Regions from separate parts of the Homo sapiens genome. Here regions 1 and 2 are each linked to region 3. A link is a loop called in an ENCODE intact Hi-C map of the cell type or tissue named here. Cell type or tissue: MCF 10A. All regions are shown on one strand.

Region 1 (8,000 bases), 710 kb before region 3:
CTTTAGTATTTGTAACTACTTAGTATTTTTACTCTTTAAAATGATTTTCAAAATAAAGTTAGATGGATCACCTACATTCCTTTCATCTAGGGTGCTTCATTTCTGGGCCCCATCTCAGACTTACTGAATCAAAATTCTGTACTCCTGAAAACCAAACACCGCATGTTCTCACTCATAGGTGGGAATTGAACAATGGGAACACTTGGAAACAGGTTGGGGAACATCACACACTGGAGCCTGTTGTGGGGTCGGGGGAGTGGGGAGGGATAGCATTAGGAGATATATCTAATGTAAATGACGAGTTAATGGGTGCAGCACACCGACATGGCACATGTATACATATGTAACACACCTGCACATTGTGTACATGTACCCTAGAACTTAAAGTATTAAAAAAAAAATCTGTACTCCTAACATACTCGTTAGGTGATTCTTCTAACATTTGAGAATCACTGTTTTAAAACATGAAAAAGCATATGATAAAGTAGAGTTAGCTAAATGAAAGAAACTCTAAACTCACTGTATCTTTCAGTTTTTCCTACCATCAATCCAGTTGAGTCCTATTTCAGATCTAGTTACTCCACTCACTGCTACTGTCATAGCTTTGGGTCAGTTCATAATAAGTCAAAACTTCTTAGCATCCCTGATATTAAATACCCTTTACAGCCTGGTTCTTATATATTTTATCATCCATTTCTCCTTTACTTTATTCTGTAGCCATTTAGAACTTTTCTCAGGTCTCCAAAGACTAGGATCTTGCAAATACTGTTTCCACTGCCTAAAATGCTTCTCCCTATTCCTTTTTTCCCGTACCACTTTTTATCCATTGGACTTATACTTCTATTTCAAGCTCAAATGTTACTTCTTTAAAGTCTTATATTTCACAGTCAGTCAGTTTTCCATTGTTCTGTGTCCTGATGGCATTTTGCTCATACCTCTATTGCACTTATCAGGTTGCCTTGCAATTGTCTGTTTCTTTCAGCAAACTGTGAACTCTTAGAGAGTAGGAATCATGTTGTGCTCATCTTTGTATTTCTCTTGTTTAGGCCTGGCTTCTTATAGATGCTCAATAATTGATTGTTCAATGCGTAAATAAATTAATCACCAAAGTGGGGGCATTCATTAACTTGCCATATTTGTTTTCCTTCATTATTTTGTGTTTTCTAAATTTAGTTTATAGCACATTTCCATACAGAATGTAAACAATGAGTTTTAGGGAACTTTTTATATATACATTTTTTTTTCTCAAATAGATTCTGACATCAAAGTACTTGAAGATCAGTTTGATGAAATCATAGTAGATATAGCCACAAAACGTAAGCAGTATCCCAGAAAGATCCTGGAATGTGTCATCAAAACCATAAAAGCAAAACAAGAAATTCTGGTAAGATGATTTGCCTTTAAAATGTTATAGTATATTTTACCACAATAAAAACATTAAAATATAAGGCTCTACGTGGAGATAAGTGACATTTTGTTGTCTTTTTCTTTCCTGCCTCAATTAGTATTGTTTGTCTCTTGTAAGACTTTACTCTTCTAAGTTGTACTATGACATAGTATAGTCATACTATACTGTGTTTTGAACACACTGGTTCAAAAATGAAAAAAATGAAAGTTATAGTGAGTGGTTAAAATTGAAATTGGTGATGGAAGACTGACAATGACTTTATGATTCTGAGACAAGGATGGAAAAAGAAGCTTTTCTTTTAACACTTTTCTTTCTGTTTGTTGTTTTTTTTTGGCATATATTTGTATGTTTGTATATTTTGGAAGACCATTTAGTTAAATTGATGATGAAGATTGTTTTAGTACCTGTTCATAACACTGAAATTTGCTTTATGAATTGGGTGTAATTTGTTTTGCTGCAAAAATCATGAACATCTGGGTGACAAGACCAGGAATTCAGCTCCTTCAGCACGAGCTTTTTAGACAAGCAGAGCCGTAGACTTCCTTCTTATAATTACTATAGATATCAATGACCAACCATATCACACCCTCATCTTTTCAGATTTATTAGGACTAGAATAAATAAAAAATAGGAAATCCACAAGAAAATTGGACCCAAATCTTCCCTTGGTGGGGAGGGGAGGTTTGCTGGGAATAGCATTGTCCCTCCAGTGAGGTACATGTTGTGTTTAGATTGTGCTATACTATTGCCTTTAGTTTTTGAAATTAGTACATAAATGTTCACATATAAATCTTCTAGTTGCCTCAGTTTCAGGATTGTTTCAGGTCATTATATGCCCGGCTTAATATTGTATCTAAAACATTTTAGTTATTCTGTGAAAAACAGTATTCATGAGCAGAATTTTTAATTTTCTTTATAGCAGTTCTCAAATACCGCATTCCATCACTTCCCCCACCCCTCCCACTTGAAAGTTTTTTTCAGGAAAAACATTGAAAGTGTATTTTTCAGTGTTGCCCTTGTTACTGCCCCACTACCCCTAAACCCCCAAAACTAGTAATCAATATTGCAGAAAAGAAAGATGGCTGGCCTAGGTGAGGTACTGCTGTGGTAGTTTAAAAAGTAATGCAAAATAGATAAGGTGAGGATACCAAAGACCTTTTCAAAATTTTTTCCTGCCCTGCCCTGCCCTGCGTCTTTCCTCCCTTCTTCCCTCCTTGTTGCTCAGACTGGTCTCAGACTCCTGAGCAAAAGACATTCTCCTGCCTGGGCCTCCCAAAGTGCTGCAATTACAAGTGTGAGTCACCACAGCTGGCTGAAGACCTTTTTTTCTTCTTGTTTTCTTTCTTTTAACCTTTTTGGCTTCTGCTGGCTTTGGGCAAGAATAAGGAAGAGCAATTTCCTCTTTCTTTTTGCCTGCATTGTAGATTCTGTGCCAGTAATTCTGCTACTATAATTTCAGTGTGTCGCAGGATATATAGGCTTAGTGTGGTGGTAATGTAGCCTCGCCACCTTTTAGAACTGAGTTTTCATGGAAATATGCATTTTGAGTTCTAAACACTTGTCCTGAATGAACTTTTGAAACACAGTCCCTTCATAATTGGAGACTACCCTGTACTTTAAACATAAAATTCAGTTTCTATGCTTTTAATTTGCTTGATTGCTTTTTCTGATTATACTTTTTTATGGTGCCACTTCTTAGTATATGCAGCAGGTGGCAGTACTGTAAAAGACATAATTCAGACTTAGTTTGGTTTTACCTTCTCACCTCCTCTTCCCTACAGACAGTAGGATTTAATTTTTTTTCCTCAAAAGAATGGTACTGACTCTATAGTATATCTCCCATATTAGCTGAAAGAGATGTTTATATGAAGCATTAAGTGATTAAATCTGTTTTAATTTATGTTATGTTTAGAAGCAGTACCACCCTGTTGTACATCCACTGGACCTAAAATATGACCCTGATCCAGGTGAGTCAGTATCCATTTGTGGTAAAAATGAAGCATCTGCTTATAATTTTTATGGGTTTCTGATATTCTTCTAAAAGGGTCAGCATCAAGGATATTCTCCCTTTGATGCTTTAACTTCCTACCAGTCATTCATGTTTAGCATTTCATCTAGAATTAAGAGGACTAGCTTTACACCCATTGACTCAGAATTCCAGGGGTGTTACCCCGGAATCTGAGCTTTTATAAAGTTCTTGCCTGACCCAGACTATTATAACACATACCCATCTCTAACTTCTAATACCCTCCTATCTCTGTCATTGTACTATCTATTCTTTGCATTACAGCCAAAGCTATACTATTAAAGCATTCTCTCATAGTGTCACACCTGGTGCAGTAACCATCATTGGTTTCTCATTATTTCTAAAATCAAATAAAAATATATTGAATTTAAGAAGAAATAAGTATACTCATTATGCCTTTGAACTCAGTTTTGTTTCCATTTATATGTATCCCATACAACAGGGAGAAATAAACTTGACACAAACAAATTTATGTAAATCCAGCAGCAGAACTAGCATTGCTAAAAATGTGGATTATGTATATTTTCAAATGACTGTATTCTCACATTTAAAAATTTATAACAGTTTTTCTAAGAGTCCTTTTGGAATTTCCTTTTGGCACTTAAAATGACATTTCTAAACTGTTAGGATAAAACAGTTAAATCCCGGATTTATTTATATGGGATATTTATACTTAAAGCTTTGAGTACTTTGTTGAATTCTGAACTACTCTTTAATATGTTCCTCCACCTTCCCCAAATATCCTAAGCTAATGGGATAAACTGAGAGGGGGGGAAGTATAAGCATAAAGCTACTCTGAAGTTGACTAAAATCACATCACTTATTGTGTTTGACATTAAAAATTGACCTAGGACCTAACACTCCTCAGTTTTCATGGTTCACTAAAAAGGGGTAGTTGCCAATATGCAGTGGTTGACATATACTTGTTTTGGTTTTGAATAACAAAAAAACAGTAATTGAAACTTGTGGTATTATGATATACTCAAGTATTACTTTTTAGATACAGTTAATTTCCCTCTAAAGAAACTTGGTTACCGTTTTATCGTAGGGAAAACACACTTAGTTAATGACCCTTTGAAATGTGATTTTACTTTCACTGTTCTGATTATGTAGTATTAGTGGAAGAATCTTCTGTATCATATGATTCAGACTTCAAAAGTAAGCAAAAGAATTAGAATCTGTCTTTTGGATAAATTTTGAGTTTTTTCATTATGCATTTTCATAATGTTAACAAGCTTAGAATAGCATCAGTTCCTTAAGGAGAGCAAAATTAGCCTACAGTTATTAGCTTTATATCTTTGGCCAAGTCACCTGACTTCTTCAAGCATCAGTTTCATTATTAGTAAAATGACGAATTCTGGATTTGCCGCCTGATGCTTTAGGCGTGAATTCCAGCTCTGCACTAAATATTACAGAATGTCTTGCCTACTTATCTAGGTGGTAGTATAACCAAGCCACATAAGGGGCTGTATAAACTATATAACCAAAACAATACATGACTAGTAGTTTATAAGGATATATTGTATAATAATAACCCTATTATAAATTGCATCCCATTTATAATAGTATACATTATAGTATTGTATACCTTATAATCTACCGAACTGGTAGAATCATATGAAACTGATTAAAATGGCTTAGTAAGAAAGTGGAAAGCATAAATTTCTATGGGCCTTAAAAGTCTGAATCAGCAGCATAGGAAAACTTTTGTGGGAACCTCTTGAAAGTTTTTTTTCCTTTATTGTAATATTAAGTGATATAAAATGTCTTTGAAAACTGACACTTTTTTTTTTTTCCTTTTTTTTTTTTTTTATTGATCATTCTTGGGTGTTTCTCACAGAGGGGGATTTGGCAGGGTCATAGGACAATAGTGGAGGGAAGGTCAGCAGATAAACAAGTGAACAAAGGTCTCTGGTTTTCCTAGGCAGAGGACCCTGCGGCCTTCCGCAGTGTTTGTGTCCCTGGGTACTTGAGATTAGGGAGTGGTGATGACTCTCAACGAGCACGCTGCCTTCAAGCATCTGTTTAACAAAGCACATCTTGCACCACCCTTAATCCATTTAACCCTGAGTGGACACAGCACATGTTTCAGAGAGCACAGGGTTGGGGGTAAGGTCACAGATCAACAGGATCCCAAGGCCGAAGAATTTTTCTTAGTACAGAACAAAATGAAAAGTTTCCCATGTCTACTTCTTTCTACACAGACACGGCAACCATCCGATTTCTCAATCTTTTCCCCACCTTTCCCCCCTTTCTATTCCACAAAACCGCCATTGTCATCATGGCCCGTTCTCAATGAGCTGTTGGGTACACCTCCCAGACGGGGTGGCGGCCGGGCAGAGGGGCTCCTCACTTCCCAGTAGGGGCGGCCGGGCAGAGGCGCCCCTCACCTCCCGGACTGGGTGGCTGTTCGGGCGGGGGGCTGACCCCCCCACCTCCCTCCCGGACGGGGCGGCTGGTCGGGCGGGGGGCTGACCCCCCCACCTCCCTCCCGGACGGGGCGGCTGGCCGGGCGGGGGGCTGACCCCCCCACCTCCCTCCCGGACGGGGCGGCTGGCTGGGCGGGGGGCTGACCCCCCCACCTCCCTCCCGGATGGGGCGGCTGGCCGGGCAGTGGGGCTCCTCACTTCCCAGTAGGGGCGGCCAGGCAGAGGCGCCCCTCACCTCCCAGATGGGGCAGCTGACCGGGCGGGGGGCTGACCCCCCCACCTCCCTCCCGGACGGGGTGGCTGGCCGGGTGGGGGGCTGACACCCCCACCTCCCTCCCGGACGGGGCGGCTGGCTGGGCGGGGGGCTGACCCCCCCACCTCCCTCCCGGACGGGGCGGCTGGCCGTGCAGAGGGGCTCCTCACTTCCCAGTAGGGGCGGCCGGGCAGAGGCGCCCCTCACCTCCCGGACGGGGCGGCTGGCCGGGCGGGGGGCTGACCCCCCCACCTCCCTCTGAGATGGGGCGGCTGGCCGGGAGGGGGGCTGACCCCCCCACCTCCCTCCCGGACGGGGCGGCTGGCTGGGCGGGGGGCTGACCCCCACCTCCCTCCGAGACGGGGCGGCTGGCCGGGAGGGGGGCTGACCCCACCCCCCACCTCCCTCCCAGACGGGGCGGCTGGCCGGGCGGAGACGCTCCTCACTTCCCAGACGGTGTGGTTGCCGGGCGGAGGGGCTCCTCATTTCTCAGATGGGGCGGTTGCCAGGCGGAGGGTCTCCTCACTTCTCAGACGGGGCGGCCGGGCAGAGACGCTCCTCACTTCCTAGATGGGGTCGTGGCCGGGCAGAGGCGCTCCCCACATCTCAGACGATGGGCGGCCGGGCAGAGACGCTCCTCACTTCCTAGATGGGATGGCGGCCGGGAAGAGGCGCTCCTCACTTCCTAGATGGGATGGCGGCTGGGCAGAGACGCTCCTCACTTTCCAGACTGGGCAGCCGGGCAGAGGGGCTCCTCACATCCCAGACGATAGGCGGCCAGGCAGAGACGCTCCTCACTTCCCAGACGGGGTGGCGGCCGGGCAGAGGCTGCAATCTCGGCACTTTGGGAGGCCAAGGCAGGCTGCTGGGAGGTGGAGGTTGTAGCGAGCCGAGATCACGCCACTGCACTCCAGCCTGGGCACCATTGAGCACTGAGTGAACGAGACTCCGTCTGCAATCCCGGCACCTCGGGAGGCCGAGGCTGGCAGATCACTCGCGGTTAGGAGCTGGAGACCAGCCCGGCCAACACAGTGAAACCCCGTCTCCACCAAAAAAATACGAAAACCAGTCAGGCGTGGCGGCGCGCGCCTGCAATCGCAGGCACTCAGCAGGCTGAGGCAGGAGAATCAGGCAGGGAGGTTGCAGTGAGCCGAGATGGCAGCAGTACAGTCCAGCTTCGGCTCGGCATCAGAGGGAGACCGTGGGGAGAGGGGAGAGAGAGGAGAGAGGAGAGAGCGAAAACTGACGCTTTTAAAGAGGGTTGTCTGTTTTTCAAAACTAGGCAGTGTGTATAACATTGATTCAACTTAGTTACATTATGAACTTTGGGGGATACAAAGATAAAGCAGACAGATTCTCCCCATAAAGAGCTTATGTCTGAGTAGGAGAAATAAAAGATGAACATAAAACAGGATTCTTTCATGCCCCCTAACTGGTTCCTTTGCCACCTTTCCCTGTTTGAGTAAGTGGCATCTATGCCTACATGTTGCTTTAGCTGAAGTTAACCTTGATTCCTTCTTCTGTCAAGCTCCTCATACCCAGTCCATCAATAAGTCCCATAAATTGTTCTTAATATAATCTCACATTCGTTGACTTCTCTTCATTTTGTTATTGTCATCTCTATTCTAGGTTACCATCACTCTAGCCAGGATTTCTACAAATGCTCTCTTAGAAGGTCTTCTTGTTTCACTCTTGCTCTCTTCCATTTCATTCTGCATACATAGGGCAGTGTGATTATTTTATTCTTCGAAATATTTCACATATTTGAAAGAAATATAGAAAATAAAGAATGCAACATAATGAACATCTCTGTTCCCACCACCCATATTTAAGTGTTAATCACATTTTGTCATACTTGTTTCAGACCTTTTTAGGAACTAAAAT
Region 2 (8,000 bases), 390 kb after region 3:
TAAGCACGTCAGACACTACATACCTTATTTCACTCACCCTTCATCGAAACCCTGTGAGGCAGGCATTATTTCCCCCATTTTACAGGGAGGTACTGGGTCTCAGCAGGGGTGTAGGCAACTGCCAGGGGTCTCACCCAGCTTGTAGGTATAGGGCTGGGTGTCAGCCTTCAGGTCCCCATGACTCAGGTCAGGAGCTCAGAGCCCCTGTGCCGCCACACAGCCCTTAGCGTGTTGCACTGTTGCAGTGGACAAGCTCTCCGGGATCTGGCAAGGATGGTGAAGTCTGGTCAGAGGCTAGATGCCAGGCCTCACAGCACAGCTATCACAACAGAACCTAAACTGGAAATTGGGTTTTTGCTGTTGTTTTTTTAAAAATCCCCTGCATCTTTGTTGTTGTTGTTGTTGTTTGAGACGGAGTCTCGCTCTGTCGCCCAGGCTGGAGTGCAGTGGTGCAATCTTGGCTCACTGCAACCTCTGCCCTCTGGGTTCAAGCGATTCTCCTGCCTAAGCCTCCCGAGTAGCTGGGACTACAGGTGCCCACCACCACACCTGGCTAATTTTTGTATTTTTAGTACAGACGGGGTTTCACCATATTGGTCAGGCTGGTCTTGAACTCCTGACCTTGTGATCTGCCCCCCTCAGCCTCCCAAAGTACCAGGATTACAGGTGTGAGCCACTGCGCCTGGCCAACATCTTAAACTAGGTAAGCCACATAAGCTAGCTTTCAAGATCTTGAATCTCGAGTAGATCCCAGCTGGTCTTCAGTTTTTATCTGCCACTCACCACCCTGAGTCAAATACTTAAGGTCTTTGTGCCTCAAGTTTCTCATTGGTAAATTCCTATGGGCTGTTGTGAAACAGAATAAGATGATGCTTACCCAGTGTCTGGCCTGAGAGCTCAGTAACCAGCTGTTCTAAGAACTAGAGGAACAGGCTGTAGCTTTAGGCTTTCCTTTCTGCCCTGGGATGTTCTCCCTGTCAAAAACAACAGCACTGAGACTGCTGTCCTGGTGGGTTCCACCGAAGGATTAACACTGAACAGCAACAAAAAAGGGTGCGGGCTCTTCCTCCTGGACCGAATGCACACTCGAGTTTGTTGCAAGTACCTGAGAGCTCATTGCCTGCCTTGGCTGTGGAATAGGCCCATGCCGGTGCTTATGTCTTTCTGTTCTATCCCCTGAAAGTCAAAACAAAAGTTTCTTGTCTTGAGGTAGGAGGTGGGACTCGACTCCAGAGGTGGGGCTTGGACACCAGACTAGATTGAGGACTAGCTAAAACAGAGCCGGGGTGAAAGCAGCTTTGAATCAGACATGCCCACCACTGAGACATGTCAATTTACTGTAGCCATGGCAACACCTGGGCATTACCACCCCTTTCCATGGTAATGACCCAATGACCCAAAAGTGCCTACCCCTCCCCTAGAAATCTCTGCATAAACTGCCCCTTAATCTGCATGCAGTTAAAAGTGGGCATAAATATGACTGCAAAACTGCCCTGAGCCGCTACTCCCTGCCTAAGTTAGCCCTCCTCCGCAGGAGCAGTCATGGAGTTGTAACACTGCTTCTTCAATAAAGCTTTCTTCTACCTCTGGCTTGCCCTTGAATTCTTTCCTGGGCAAAGCCAGGAACCCAGCAGGCTACGCTCCACTTTCGACCTTGCCTGCCCTGTATCACTGACTTCCTTCTGAACCCTCCTCACACTAAGCAGATGCTCAGCCACCTGTCGCCTTTTCCCCACTCCCTTAGCCCTTCCCAAGGTCTGGGCTGGGTTGCATTCAGATTGGTGTGATCACCACTTTCATGGTGGCACAGCTTGCTTGGGGAACTCACCGATGGCGGATAAGGGGAAGGCGTGAGTTGTGACATGTCCTATAAGGTACTATGTCATGAGCATGGAATATGAAATCAGCTGCAGGCTGATGCCATGTGGGTGGTGCCCTCCTATGTCGGGGTGGGAGGCCTCCTGGGCAGGATTCTTTTTCTCCTGGGGCACAGGAACAAGGTGCAAACAGGCAGGAGGGCAGGTCCCACAGCTGCTCTGGAAGGCTGACCAGGCTGTCCACACACACTCTATCAACCCCCCTCACTATCTTGTCCCACTGTAACTTCTGCTGGCTGGCTTCAGCCCCACTCAACTTGCAAATGCTCTTAGGGAGGTTGCTATACTCTCCAAATGACCAAACGAGTGTTTACAACTCTGCCCTTACCTTATTTGCTCTTTCTGCAACATCTGGCATCATGGACCACTTCTGCATTCTGGAAACCATTTCTTCTATGGGAACCTGTGTGACAATTTTTTCCATATTCTCTCCTACTCCCCTGGATGCTTCCCTTGGTCTCCTTCACTGAGTTTTCTTCCTCTGCTTGCACAGAATAACCTCCAGGGTTCCTTCCTTTCTCCCTTCCTGCTCTGCCACTCTTGGGGCATATTCATCTTCAAACGTGGCTTCTGTTATCACCTCCCAGCTCTCTGTCTCTGGCCTAGACCAATCTGTTGAGACCTTGTATCCAACTGCGTGTTGGCCAGCTAGCTCCTCATAGGCCTTTGGGGCTCAACATGAACTCAGTATCAGCTTTACCCAAGCTGCTCCTGCCCCAGCATTTCCTCCTGTGGTGAACTACGCTACCATCCATCTGGTCACTCAAGCCAGGAATTTCCCTCCGTTTACCTTATGTACAGTTGATCACCATGTCTCATCTAACCCACCTTCCAGGCATTTCTGGACTCCCCTCTTCATTCCCACAGCCATTGCCTCAGTTTAGCCAGTGTCATTTCCCCAGGGTTGCTGCGATAGCTTCCCACGCTGTATTCCTATGCCCTGCATTCACTCTTTACCAGAGAAGTCTTTCTACAGCACACATCTAGTAGTGCTCGTCTGCTCAAAGCTTCCACTGTGAGTCCATCACCTTCAGTAGACTTCCTCAACTCTTGGGTCTTCCTGCTCACCTGTCCATCCACCTGTCTTACAGGTAACGAACCACAGGTACCCTTTGGTCCACCAACCCAACCTGCAGCTCACAGCAGGCCTCCATGCTTTTACCCACAGTTTCCCTTCTCCTAATTCCAACTGCTCCTTTAGATGGGATTCAAGTGTCACCTCCCCAGGAACATTTGCCCTGACCCCCATGCCCTGCCATCTTTATCAGAATCTGGGTCCTCCTCTTTGCATTTTAGGCAAAGCTCTTTCAGAGCAATTATCATACTACATAGAGAGAGCTGATTTACACAGCAGTTCCAGTGAAGTTTTGGTGAGAGGGGATGGAATCACAACATTTAGAGCAGGAAGGGTTCAACAACTTCATTTTACAGAGCCCAGAGAAGGGATGTTGAAAAGCTAATGCAGACATAGCTACTTAACAAAAATTGTCATTCGGGGTCAGACCAATGACTAAACAGCCCAGTGTTCCAGTGAGGTGAAATGGATTCCCTCGGTCACATAACTCATTAAGACAGAACTAGGCCAGACACGGTGACTCACGCCTGTAATCCTAGCACTTTGGGAGGCCAAGGCAGGAGGATCACCTGAGGTCAGGAGTTCAAGATCAGTCTTGCCAACATGGTGAAACCCCACCTCTACTAAAAATACAAAAATTAGCCGGGCATGGTGGCGGGTAACTGTAATCCCAGCTACTCGGGAGACTGAAGCAGGAGGATTGCTTGAACCCAGAAGACGGAGGCTGCAGTGAGCCAAGATGGCACCCCTGCACTCCAGCCTGGGTGACAGAGTGAGCAAACAAACCAACAAACACACAAAGAAGACAGAACTAGAAGAGCCTGGGAACCTGGAGCTCAAGCTCACTGCTCCTACCATCACTGTGCTGCCCCCGATGGAAAAGGTAGGCGTGTCCTCTAAAACCTCCTAAGTCCCTTAGAAACACATTATGGTCCTGTGCAAGGTGGTTCAGGCTGCTATAATAAAATACTTTAGACTGGGTAATTTATGAATAACAGAAACTTATCGCTTGCAGTTCTGGAGGCTGGAAAGTCCAAGGTCAACGTGCCAGCAGATTCAGTGTCTGATGAGAGCCCGTTTCTCATAGATGGCATGCTCTATGTGTCCTCACATCATGGTAGGGCAAACACATGGCAAACAAACTCCCTGGGGCCTTTTGTATTAATATAAGGGCACTAATCACTCCCCCAGAGGCTCCACCTCTTAATACCATTACCTTGGGGGTTAGGTTTCAACATACGAATTTAGGGAGGTCACAAGCATTCAGACTCTAGCAGGCCTCACCGTCCATAATTAGTTTTAACATTTGTCTTATCACATTTAGGTGATGAATATTCTTAGAGATAACAAATATCCTGAATTTACAAGTAACAGGAAAAAACATGGAAAATTATGAATGTCTGTCTTTGTCTGAAAGTTTATCCTTATATTGAAAAGAAATGTTTTTCCCTAATTTGTACCCTTGGGTATAAATTCAAAACTATTGCCTTTTAAAATGTGATGGAGCTCTTAACTAAACACTGTTTGGTTTCAAAGATAACTTTCTTCTCATCATATCCTCCAGCTGCCTGCCATTTAGCTGAAGCTGTCTCTCAGTCTACATCTTGTCCTGTTTATCTCACGTGGTATGTGGCTGTTAAGAACAGTCTGCCTAACACCTCATTCTTTGTTCTAGAACGTGGTTATTTGTTGAGCATATAGTATGTCATGCATCTTTTTTTTAAAAGCATCTCTTAGCTTCTGATTGTTATAAACAAAGAATCTCTCCTTTTTTCTTTCTAGAAATCTTTTTTAATCACTCGAAAGAATTGCCATAATCCCTGACTTCAAATTGCTTCAAGTAATTGTGGAGATAAGACTTATACACAAATGTCTTGTCTGATTTTAAATTCTACACATGCAAATCTGGGGATTTCCTGTAGGGACAGGCGGAGTAGTGCTGCCGCGCAGGCGCCAGCTCCTCGTTTATTATGCAGTGATGTACAGCCCTCTAGTGGGTCTTTAATGCAACATAAAAAAACGAAGCTGAGGGCAATGAAATATGGCTTTGTTCATTCATCCATTCATTTGATGTACAAGTGCTGGGTTCCTGCTTTGTTCCAGGCACATTTTAGGTGCTGGGAATACTGCAGTAAATCAAACAAACAGCAACAAAATCAGATACATTAGTTACTGGAGACTAAGAAGATGGAGAGGAGAACAAATTTGGGATGAAGATCAGGAACTTGATTTTTGGCACATTAAGTCTGGGATGCTCATTAATCTTCAAGTAGCTTCTTTTAAACATTAATTAGGTGCCGGATGCAGTGGCTCACACCTGTAATCCCAGTACTTTGGGAGGCCGAGGCGGGTGGTTCACTTGAGGTCAGGAGTTTGAGACCAGCCTGGTCAATATGGTGAAACCCTGTCTCTACTAAAAATACAAAAATTAGCCAGGCATGGTGGCCTGCACCTATAGTGCCAACTACTCGGGAGGCTGAGGCAGGAGAATCTGTTGAACTCGCGAGGCGGAGGTTGCAGTGAGCCGAGATGGCGCCACTGCACTCCAGCCTGGGTGACAGAGTGAGACTCTATCACAAAAAAAAAAAAAAAAAAAGAAAAAGAAAATTAAAATTAAAATTAATCAGGCCAGGCGTGGTGGCTCACGCCTGAAATCTCAGCATTTTGGGAGGCTGAGAGGCTTGAGCCCGGGAGTTCAAGATAAGCCTAGGCAACTTAGTGAGACCTCATCCCTACAAAAAGTTAAAACAATTGGCTAGGCATGGTGATGTGCACCGGTGATCCCAGCTAACTCAGGAGGCTGAAGTGGGAGGATTGCTTTAAGCCCAGGAGGTTGAGACTGCAGTGAGCTGTGATCGTGCCACTGCACTCCAGCCTGGGCCATAGAGTGATACCCTGTCTCAAAAAATAATAATAATAGCAATCAGTGTCTCTATGGACATGTACAGAGTGCCTGTGGGAGAAAATGCAAGTGCAAATACTCTCTTATTTGAGATTTCACCAAATTTAAATGAAAACTGACAACATGAGCACAGTTAGCAAGAAAAGTGTGAAGACAGTGAATTAGACCATGGGTGTGGGGAGAGTGGTTATCGAGAAGTTCAAGGGTTGGCCCCACTCTTATAGAGTTGCTCATCTTCTTTCTCTGTTTAAATGGAATCATCTCAGTTCTTCGTTTGTTTTCTTCTTAATTCTTGCCACAATTTGTCACAGTGGAGTTTCTCTGTGTACTTAGGTTACATCCATCTCTTCCACCTACAGGACTATATGTCTGTCCTATTCACTGTGGTATCCTCAGCATCTGGCACCTGACTCAGCCTCTATTTATACTTGTTGGAGGATGAATTTTCCATTTAATAAGGCAGAGAAGATACATGCACATGAGAAGCTAGTAATATGGCCTAGTATAATTCTAAATGAGTAAAAACACAGTTGATTACTCTTAAGAGTAATTAGAAGATAGATCATAGTGGGTTGAAGTCAATCAGGAAAAATTTCAGAGAAGAAATTGGGCATGAGCTGAGACTTAAAGAATGGATGGAATATGAAGGAAAAAGGAAAGAAGTTATAGGGGAAAGGATGTTCCCTGTAACCTGTCCCTGTTTGACTCCCACATGCTTCTCATCTCCCAGTGTCTCTTTCTATTCTGGTGTCTAGTGGTCTCTGCTGGGCTGTCCTGCCCTCACTCATGATGCGGGCTAACTCTGGCCAACCTTTAGGGTTTGTCATGTGAGTGATTCCTATGCTACCCTTTTTTTTTTTCTTTTTTTTGAGACGGAGTCTTGCTCTGTCGCCCAGGCTGGAGTGCAGTGGCGCGATCTCGGCTCACTGCAAGCTCCGCCTCCCGGGTTCACGCCATTCTCCTGCCTCAGCCTCCCCAGTAACTGGGACTGCAGGCGCCTGCCACCACACCCAGCTAATTTTTTTGTATTTTTAGTAGAGGCTGGGTTTCACCATGTTAGCCAGGATGGTCTCGATCTCCTGACCTCATGATCCGCCCACCTTGGCCTCCCAAAGTGCTGGGATTACAGGCTTGAGCCACCGTGCCCGGACTTTTTTTTTTTTTTTTTTTTTTTTTTTTTTTTTGAGACAGGGTCTCGGTCTGTTGAGCAGGCTGGAGTGTGGTAGTGCAATCTTGGCTCACTGCAACCTCTGCCTCCCAAGTTCAAGCGATTCTCCTGCCTCAGCCACCCAAGTAGCTGGGACTACAGACGTGCCACCACACCCAGCTATTTTTGTATTTTTAGTAAAGGCAGGGTTTCACCATACTGGCCACACCCAGCTAATTTTTGTATTTTTAGTAGAGGCGGGGTTTCACCTTATTGGCCACGCTGGTCTTGAACTCCTGACCTCAGGTGATCCGCCTGCCTCGGCCTCCCAAAAGGCTGGGATTACAGGCATGAGACACCACACCCAGCCTCCTGTGCTACTCTTTATTATTGTCTTTGGGGCTCCACTGTCTTTTTTTAAATGAAAAGCCAGCATGTCAATACCTATCATACCTGGGCCATAGCAAGTGCTCAATAAATACTTGTTAAATGAGCATATGTGCGTAGGAGCCACATTCCATACTCTTGGGATGGCTCCTTTCCAGATATTTCGTCTCTGCCTAGAGCTGGGGCATTTGGCAATTGAGTACTTGAGGGCCCACTCAAAATCCTTGCATAATTATTAATAAGGGGCTTTCGCAGATTTTTATTTAACGAAGCTTTATTGCATGCCTTCTCTATTACAGGACTTATGCTGGCTATAAGCAGTTCGGAGTTCAGCTACTGTGAGAGCCATGTAAACAAATAATGATAAGTTTTGATTTATGTATAAAGTGGTCTATGAACACTGTAGATGGAGGATTGACTGTCCAAGTACGCCAGAGAGGCTTCTCAGATTACAGGAGAAAAAGTTGGAATTGAATCTTGAAGGACACGTTATGTCCTCTGGGCAGACATGACTGGAGTGGATAAGGGAGTGGGTTGGACAGTATTCTGGACAAATGCAATCACAGGTGCAAAGATGGTGGTGGTGGTGAGGAACTGAGAAAGTGTGCGTTT
Region 3 (8,000 bases):
TTTTAAAGCTTCCTTTCCCTTTTAAGTAGGAAGGCGACTATTAAGTCTAAGAGACATTTATATCCATGCATTTTGGAGATGCTCAGACACAGAAGACTGTCCTCTCTTACATATTCTACTTTTTGTAAAATAAAGACTTTAATTCAAGGCACAAGGAATCCCAAAGTTAAATCTCCTAGAACTAAGAAGGTACCTCTAGAAGTAAGTGGCTCTAACTTACAGATGTCATAAAGTTATTTTGTGTACTGAAACATACAAAGAATATCAGCACTTTTCCTCACAAAATCTCTTCTCTGCCCAGTTGGAAACCAAGTCTAATCTTTATTTCTGCCATGAGATCATTTACACTTCCTAAAGTGTCAGGCTCAACGTTTCACCAGTCAGTGGTAGAATGACTATGCCAAATCAGTTTATTTATAACCACTTCGATGCTATTCAGTGGCTATATCAGAAACAAACCAGAGAAAAGAGGATGGGGTGGGGGTGAGACAATAGTTAGGAAATTAAAAAGAAAAGGTATAATATTAAATCTTTTTAAGTCTTGGGCCTCAATATCAGCCCGAATATATTATATTTCCTCTTTGCTGGGCAGTAGTGAGGATTAAGAGGCCATTCTCTTCTGTCTTAAGATACAAAACTCCCTTCTATTTTGTTTTCTTGTGCCCATGGGCTTTTGGCTTTTTAGCATAGAAAAAATTCTAATACTTAAGAGAATTCTGACTTTTTGAACACGTAGAAGAGCAATCTAACAGCCTGGATACTCAGCTTGAATGGAATTGCTCTTAAAATACCACTCCTCCTTTTTTTAATCATGGAAAAGAGAAACTGAGCCACCTCACTAGGCAAATTCAAATTTAGGAGGTGCAAGCTTGCCAGGATCTCAAATATCAGAGCCTGTACACCGAGTTATGTGTGGACAGGCAGAAGAACATCACGTCTGAACCACGTCATTCAACACTGACATGTGACCCAGCCTAGGAATTAAAAAAGGGTAACCCTTGTATGTGGTAGACACTGATTGGTTGTCTGAAAATGGCTTAGAAACAATGGCCAACTATATTTAGTGTATATCTTTAAAGGCAAGTATTCCCACAACCTTCATTCCCTGAAACAAAATCTTAAAAAGGCCTTTGCACTAGAGAAGAGGAAGGAACTTTAACAATTGTCAAGAAAACTTTACACAAGATACACATAATATATAATTATACACATAATTATGTATATATATAATTTAAAAATTTATTAAGAATTTAAAAACTATCAAGAAACTATACAACACACATGTAATTGTATACATAATTATGTACATATAATTAAAACTTAATAATTTAACAAGAATGATCAATACATAAGTATTTTTTGAATTATTCTTATATGCTTTTTGTGATGTTGGAAAAAAAAATTTTTTTTTTAACAAGAAACAAACCTTAAAAGATACAGACCTGTGGTAGGAATAAAATCCTCTAGTTAAGTTGGGAGCCAAAGTGGAGAAGGAAACATAGGCAAGACAGTGAGCAAAGAAGAAAGGAAAAAGGTAGCAAAATAAGCATTAAGACCAAATTTGAAACTGAAAATTTTAAATATAAGACAGAGCATTAGTGCCAGCGACATAACATTGTTAAACTTAAAATCTCAAGTAAGAAGAATATTATAAAGAGGAAACTCCATCTTGTGATGGAGTCAAGTATATACTTTATAGGCATTTAAAAATATAACAAAAGAAAGAAATATGCTTGTAGAAAAAGGCAGGCCCAACATAGAAGCATCTTGGATAGAGCAATATTTCCACCCTGTGACTATTTAGGATATTGTTAGTAAAATTTTAATAAAGTAGTGTTGCATTTTCACAACTCCAGTTATATAGAAATCACTTTTCTTTTGTACTTCCCTCAGGATTGGAAGAAATTAAGCTGAAGAATTATGCTTCATACTAAACAGGTTTTACCCCTGTCCTAAAAAAAATTAGCAATATTACTTTCTAGAGCTTGGCAGGATAAAAAATGATATAACTTTCTCTTGAGAAGGGATTTGATACTATCGGAACTATGGGATCTATGAAGTTTTAGACATTATGACTTTAAAACCCAAAATATGTGAACTCTAATCATTCAATTCACCAATGTCAAAGACATTTATGAAGTTACAGGGAAATCTAGAAGATAATTAATTCTTAGTCATGGGTAAACAATGCCTTAATGATCATTCTCTGAATTCCCAGAACATTTCCATAATTAATTATTCCTTCAAGAGACATTTTTCAGTAATAAGCAAGTGCTACCTGTTGTCTAACATTTTTATTTTCTCCACTGGACTTCAAATGGACAGCTTTAAATTTCTTAGCTTACAGTAGACACTTTAGAACTACTGTTATTAAAAAAGTTATTTAAAAGATTATTGGCCAGGCATGGTGGCTCATGCCTGTAATCCCAGCACTTTGGGAGGCCAAGTTGGGCGGATCACGAGGTCAGGAGATCGAGACCATCCTGGCTAACATGGTGAAACCCCGTCTCTACTAAAAATACAAAAGAAATTAGCCGGGCGTGGTGGCAGGCACCTGTAGTCCCAGTTATTCGGGAGGCTGAGGCAGGAGAATGGCGTGAACCTGGGAGGCGGAGCTTGCAGTGAGCCAAGATCGTGCCACTGCACTCCAGCCTGTGCGACAGAGTGAGACTCCATCTCAATAAAAAAAAAAAAAAAAAAGATTAGTAAATAATGCTATTAAATATATAAAAATCTGATAAAGCAGCCATATCTACTTTAGTGGCCTGAAGATCAGCTACTTGTAAGGAGAGAATAAAGAATAAATTAATCATAAAAATATTTTTGAGTTTCTGTTTTGTGCAAGGCTCCATGGGTGATTCAAGCACAGGATCCTAGGGATCAAAATACTGTATTCTGAACGAGAGTTTGAAAACATAGGGCAGAAAGTCAGTATAGCATGTTTTCCAGGATGCAGGACAAAGTAGTTAAGGTTCTTATCACCCTCTGAATTCTCAATTTCCTAATAATTTTTGAAACAGAGGATACAAATTGTCAATTTCTGACAAGCTATGGCCCTGAAAGTGTCATACATTCTGTAGTAGAGTAAGGTTTCAGCTATATTAAGAGCCAAGAGCAACCTTTACTAAATATCTGATGCAGGAATAGTATAGCACGTGGTTACATTAAACTTATCTCATATTGGACAGAACAAATATTTGCAAGAATACTTCAGTCTAACACTTGTGGGTGAAGTTTAGCAACTTACCTTCCATATGTAGGCAGCTTCATCACTTGAGCCACTGACTAAAAACTGGTCATCTGGACTAAGGCTGGATTTTACATAAAAGGTAGAGTTCTGGTGTCCATTGAAAATAGCCACTGCCAGAGGAAAAAAACCAAATTACTTGGCTCTTGTTATTTCTAGTGGTCAAATGGATATAGACAGCATATATATTCTAACAAGTTTTATCACTGTATTGCCTATTGAAGCAGATGATCTAGCTTTATCCATCAAATACAAGGGAACTAGACATTGGCAGAAAAACAAAACCCTAGAAGGAAGCTTTATATTAGATCCAATCTCATGAACTCAGTCTGAGTACTTGGTACGAAAATGGCAATATCAAGAGAAAAAAATTGGAGGGAAAACATTCCTTAAAAAAAGAATCCAGCCAATGTCCAACTTGCAGTAAAATGCCTTTATAAGACCCTCTCTCTCCAGCCCAGGGTAGGATTTTTTCCACTGCATAATATATTCATCTAATTTCCCCTTAGACTTCAGGCCTCTTGAGGATAAATTTTATATCTTACTTTTTCCTCACTAGACTTTATAGTGCTTTGAACAGAGTAGATCCTCAAACATTTGTTCCATGAAAAGGAAAAAAAAAATCAGTGAAAAGTATCATTTGAGTTCTGGTTAAAACTTACTAATAGCTTATGTGGGATGTGAGAATCATTTTAATCCAGCACTTTGAGTAGACTGAATGGTGGAAGAGCTAGTGGAGTAAACTGTTTATATGTAAGGCACTAGATTAGGTTTAGCCTTCTCACTCTCAATGGCAAAAGGGCAGGTAACCCAATCTAGCATATGTTCTTAACAGGTTCTTCTATCCTAAGAAGGTCAAAACCTGAGGCCTCTGACATCAGAACACTACTAGGAAATACAAGAGAAAAATCTCAATTATTGGAGAATTTAAGGATACCTTTAGGCAGGAAAAAACAATCACACTCCAGAGAGAAAAGTATTAGTAGGGGACTTAACAGCTTCCCATAAGTGCTCACAGGAATCTCTTCCATTTTCTAGAATAAAGCTGGAAAAGAACTTTGTATTTATAGCTTTAAAGGAAAAAGCTATGCAGGCATAGCAAATACTCCTCACATCAGACATTTTTACTGTGAAAGTGAGGCAGGATATGAATCAATTTGTATACACCTATTATCACTGCAAAATAAACAAGCTCCTTTATTCTGAACATTGTTCTAAAACTGTAATTTTTAATCTTCCTCAACTCTCAACTATGAATGGAAAACTCTAGCCTGAATTTCCCACTACACCTGTAAGTATTTATTGCCCTCTGCTGGTCTAAGAAAGGCTGGTATGATATGCACTGTAAATGTTTAAACCTTGCTAAAAATCCTCCTAAAATGTATGTTGGCTTTAATGAGCTCAATTTAATCTTGCTTTGGTGATCTGGGCTTTTCAAGTACTTCCAACCAAGTCATCCTTATGAACATATAAACACCATAATACAAAGCATGGTAGATCAAGTATCGAATCCAAGATCGATTCAGAAGTTTTGAAAAGGACAAGTAATTACAAGACGTTACACACACACACACACACAGTTGTCATTCAGTTTTTTTTTTTTGAGACAGGGTCTTACTCTGTCACCCAGGCTGGAGTGCAGTGGCAAGATCATGGCTCACTGAAGACTCAAACCTCCCAGGCTCAAACAATCCTCCTACCTCAGCCTTCCAAGTAGCAGGACTACAGGTGCATGCCACCACATCCAGCTAATTTTTTGCATCTTTTTGTCAAGATGAGGTTTCACCATGTTGCCCAGGCTGGTCTCGAACTCCTGGGCTCAAGTGATCTGCCAGCCTCGGCTTGGGTTTATAGGTGTGAGCCACCATGGCCAGCTGTCATTCAATTTTTAAGGAATAAATCGATCTATTAACCTATCTACCTATCTATCCATCTGCGCAAATGAAATTAAATAGAAGCATAGAAAAGGTTTACTAAATTATTAGCGAAGTGTTGGACAGCAGGACACTAAACTCAAGGACCTTTTCAGTGCCACACTGTAGCAAAAATTATATAGAAAGAGCTCTTGTACATCTGATAATATAATCAGGATCACGCTTTATCTTTCAAGGAAAGATGTTGAAAAGTCTATTTTATTTGACTAACTAAATTAGCAGCTCTCCAAGCTCAGATTCCATTAAGGAAAATAGCAAAAGAAACACCTCTTCCCTTTTCTAAATACTATTGCTCCTGTTTAGAGAAAACTAGACCCAGTGCAAAGTATCAGAAATGCAGACTATGATGCTGCCACCGATACTAAAGTCCTAATAAGATTGCTTGGGGTGATCTTTGGAAAATTCTGTAAGATCTCAGCTAAAATGACAAGTTCTGGGCCGGGCATGGTGGCTCACGCCTGTAATCCCAGCACTTTGGGAGGCTGAGGTGGGTGGATCATGAGGTCAGGAGTTCGAGACCAGCCTGACCAACAAGGTGAAACCCTGCCTTTACTAAAAATACAAAAATTAGCCAGGCATGGTGGCGGGCGCCTGTAATCCCAGCTACTTGGGAGGCTGAGGCAGGAGAATTGCTTGAACCCAGGAGGCGGAGGGTGCAGTGAGCCGAGATCGAACCACTGCACTCCAGCCTGGGCAACAGAGTGAAACTCCGTCTCAAAAAAAAAAAAAAATTTATATCTATATCTACATCTATCTATAAATAAAATAAAACAAGTTCTGTACTTGAGATTTCTTGTTTATCAGCACTTTTTACTTTAGTGGAAACTGGGTAACTCTGAGGATTGGTTATGGAATTCAAAGTGTTTTTGAAAGATCTATAGATGAGGAATAACCAGGCTACTAAGATGTTGCTTAAGAAATTGATGTTCTTAAAAATAATGTAACCCAAATAACTCTCTTAAAGCATGCCTGAGGCTGGTGATTTGGAAGAGGGAGGGGAGAGGATTAAAAAAAAGAGGAAAGCATGCTTGAGAAACTTGGGTTTTCTTTTTAAAACTATCATTTATTTATTAGTTTTAAGTATCAGATTCTATTTTTAAAGTTTTGAGGAAAAAAAAAAGGTGAGGCTGGGGAAAACATCTAGAAATAAAAGGGCCTCTAACATTAAGGAGAAGGCTGAGATAGGCTGAAACTATTTTGGGGGTATGAAAATTTCAGCCCCCTAATTTTAACCAGCAGCCCCTAAAGAGGAAAAAAGCTGAGCAGAAGCACTTTATCTACTCCACAGCTTATTAAATAAAAAATTGAGAGAATTCTAAATATAGGCCAAAGGGCATAATTTCAGGAGATACTCTCTATTAAAATAAAGTCACCATGTAAAGCACAATTCAGCTAACTTATGAAATCATCACAAGGAATGTACACTTATGAAATTATCACTGGATGTAATCAAAGATGCCAAAGTCCTCATATGGCTTAATAAGTTCAGTTTAGAAGAAAGCCCATTAAATTATCATTACCAAAAAAAGCCCATAATGCTTTCCTGGTAAGAGAATTTGAATGACTAATATCTTACCTGGAGAAGTCTTCAACCCAGTCATATTAAACATGTAGATGTTATCGTCTGTGCAATTAGCAAATAAAGTAGAGCCAGTGGAATCCAAAATCAGACTTGAATATCCTGGAAAAAGGAAACTTAAGTTAGCACGTCCTGATGATGGTGAGTAGATCTGAGGTTAAAATGTAGAGACAAAAATAGATCATTTCATAAGAATCATCATCAGAATTCTTTGTCCCCAAAATATACACAAACCAAAAACATTCTTCTGAGTTTTTATCTTTTGAACTTCACATATTAGAATTTTTCATATCAATGTTACTGGAAATTAGCCTTTTTTTTTTTTTTTAAACAAAAACTCTTATCTCCCCCAAAAGACCTATTAAAGGCTTACCAAGTTTTCGAGTGCTGCTACCTGGGTACAGGAAAGACTTGGATGCTATGGGTTCTTGTCGATAAGCAGTATAATTCTTACGTAAATCCCATACTTTGATTATCCTAAAAACCAAGGCAAATAAATATTTTGTAGACCTTCTTCCAACCCCAAACAACTTCAACTACACTAAATGTGAAATGACTTTTAATCTAACTCCTCTGGCACATTAACTAGGTACAGTAAGGATATTTCATTGGGAAACAAATTAAAGTATCTTATACTGTTGTCTCCAATATCAGGCTTATAATTCTGACAGAACGGAAACAGATGTGATTTGACCCAGTGATGGGTTACTGGAGTTTACTCTAAGAGAACGGAAAAGGAAGATGAAGGTTGAGTGCCGATAGTAATTGTTCCATTGTTTTTAGAAAATACACTTCCTAAGCCTTTAATATTCTGCATATATTTTTGATATCATAAGTAGCAAGTTCTGTCCCTGTGGTTATATCTCCATACATAACTCTTTAAATAATCTAAACAAATTGTTCTGTGAAATAAAGTATTTTTTCATTTCATCTATTGAGATAATTGTCTTAATCCTCTACTTCTAGTATAAAGGTAACTTGAAAACACAGACCTGCTATGAAATGACAGTATTCTTGGAAACAAACAGAGCAAGCTTTCACAGTCATTCACAAGCAGAACTAATAACCTTTAGATAATCCTTCATTCCTGCCTGAGAATTTGGTTCAGAGGGTTTTAGTGCCCAGAGGACACAATGGAAATCCTAGTTTGGTAAGCCATCATCTTTTAAATTAAAAATTTTAAGAGAAGGATGCCTTGAGAGATATAATAGGAAGGAAACTTAAAAAGAAAGAGTCTCCA

What was found. Hi-C counts contacts between places; a loop is a spot of excess contacts. Peaks named below come from ENCODE experiments on the same cell type or tissue, not always from the same donor. Only the 100,000 strongest peaks of a DNase experiment are listed, where the experiment ranks them.
Region 1: a loop joins it to region 3, with 8 times the contacts of the local background. A loop is called at or near these places in 10 of 110 quality-filtered maps.
Region 2: it touches region 3 in a loop (11-fold over the local background); 14 of 110 quality-filtered maps call a loop at or near these places.

What each region holds. Positions count from the first base shown.
Region 1 is chr1:212,777,747-212,785,746 of GRCh38, reverse strand. It overlaps NSL1 (NSL1 component of MIS12 kinetochore complex), which reads left to right. Exons shown (of 6, transcript NM_015471.4): 3 at 1,254-1,384; 4 at 3,321-3,375. Among named protein-coding and RNA genes, the nearest start is that of NSL1, 10 kb to the left of the region's middle. In MCF 10A, CTCF peaks have their summits at 2,913 and 3,123 (motif pointing right); a DNase peak (open chromatin) is centred at 3,126.
Region 2 is chr1:211,677,830-211,685,829 of GRCh38, reverse strand. It overlaps NEK2-DT (NEK2 divergent transcript), which reads right to left. Exons shown (of 4, transcript NR_148994.1): 3 at 24-264. Among named protein-coding and RNA genes, the nearest start is that of NEK2-DT, 6.1 kb to the right of the region's middle. In MCF 10A, a CTCF peak has its summit at 4,932 (motif pointing left); a DNase peak (open chromatin) is centred at 4,899.
Region 3 is chr1:212,067,461-212,075,460 of GRCh38, reverse strand. It overlaps DTL (denticleless E3 ubiquitin protein ligase adapter), which reads right to left. Exons shown (of 15, transcript NM_016448.4): 9 at 7,134-7,237; 10 at 6,758-6,862; 11 at 3,248-3,360. Among named protein-coding and RNA genes, the nearest start is that of MIR3122, 6.2 kb to the left of the region's middle. In MCF 10A, a CTCF peak has its summit at 4,534 (motif pointing left); a DNase peak (open chromatin) is centred at 4,550.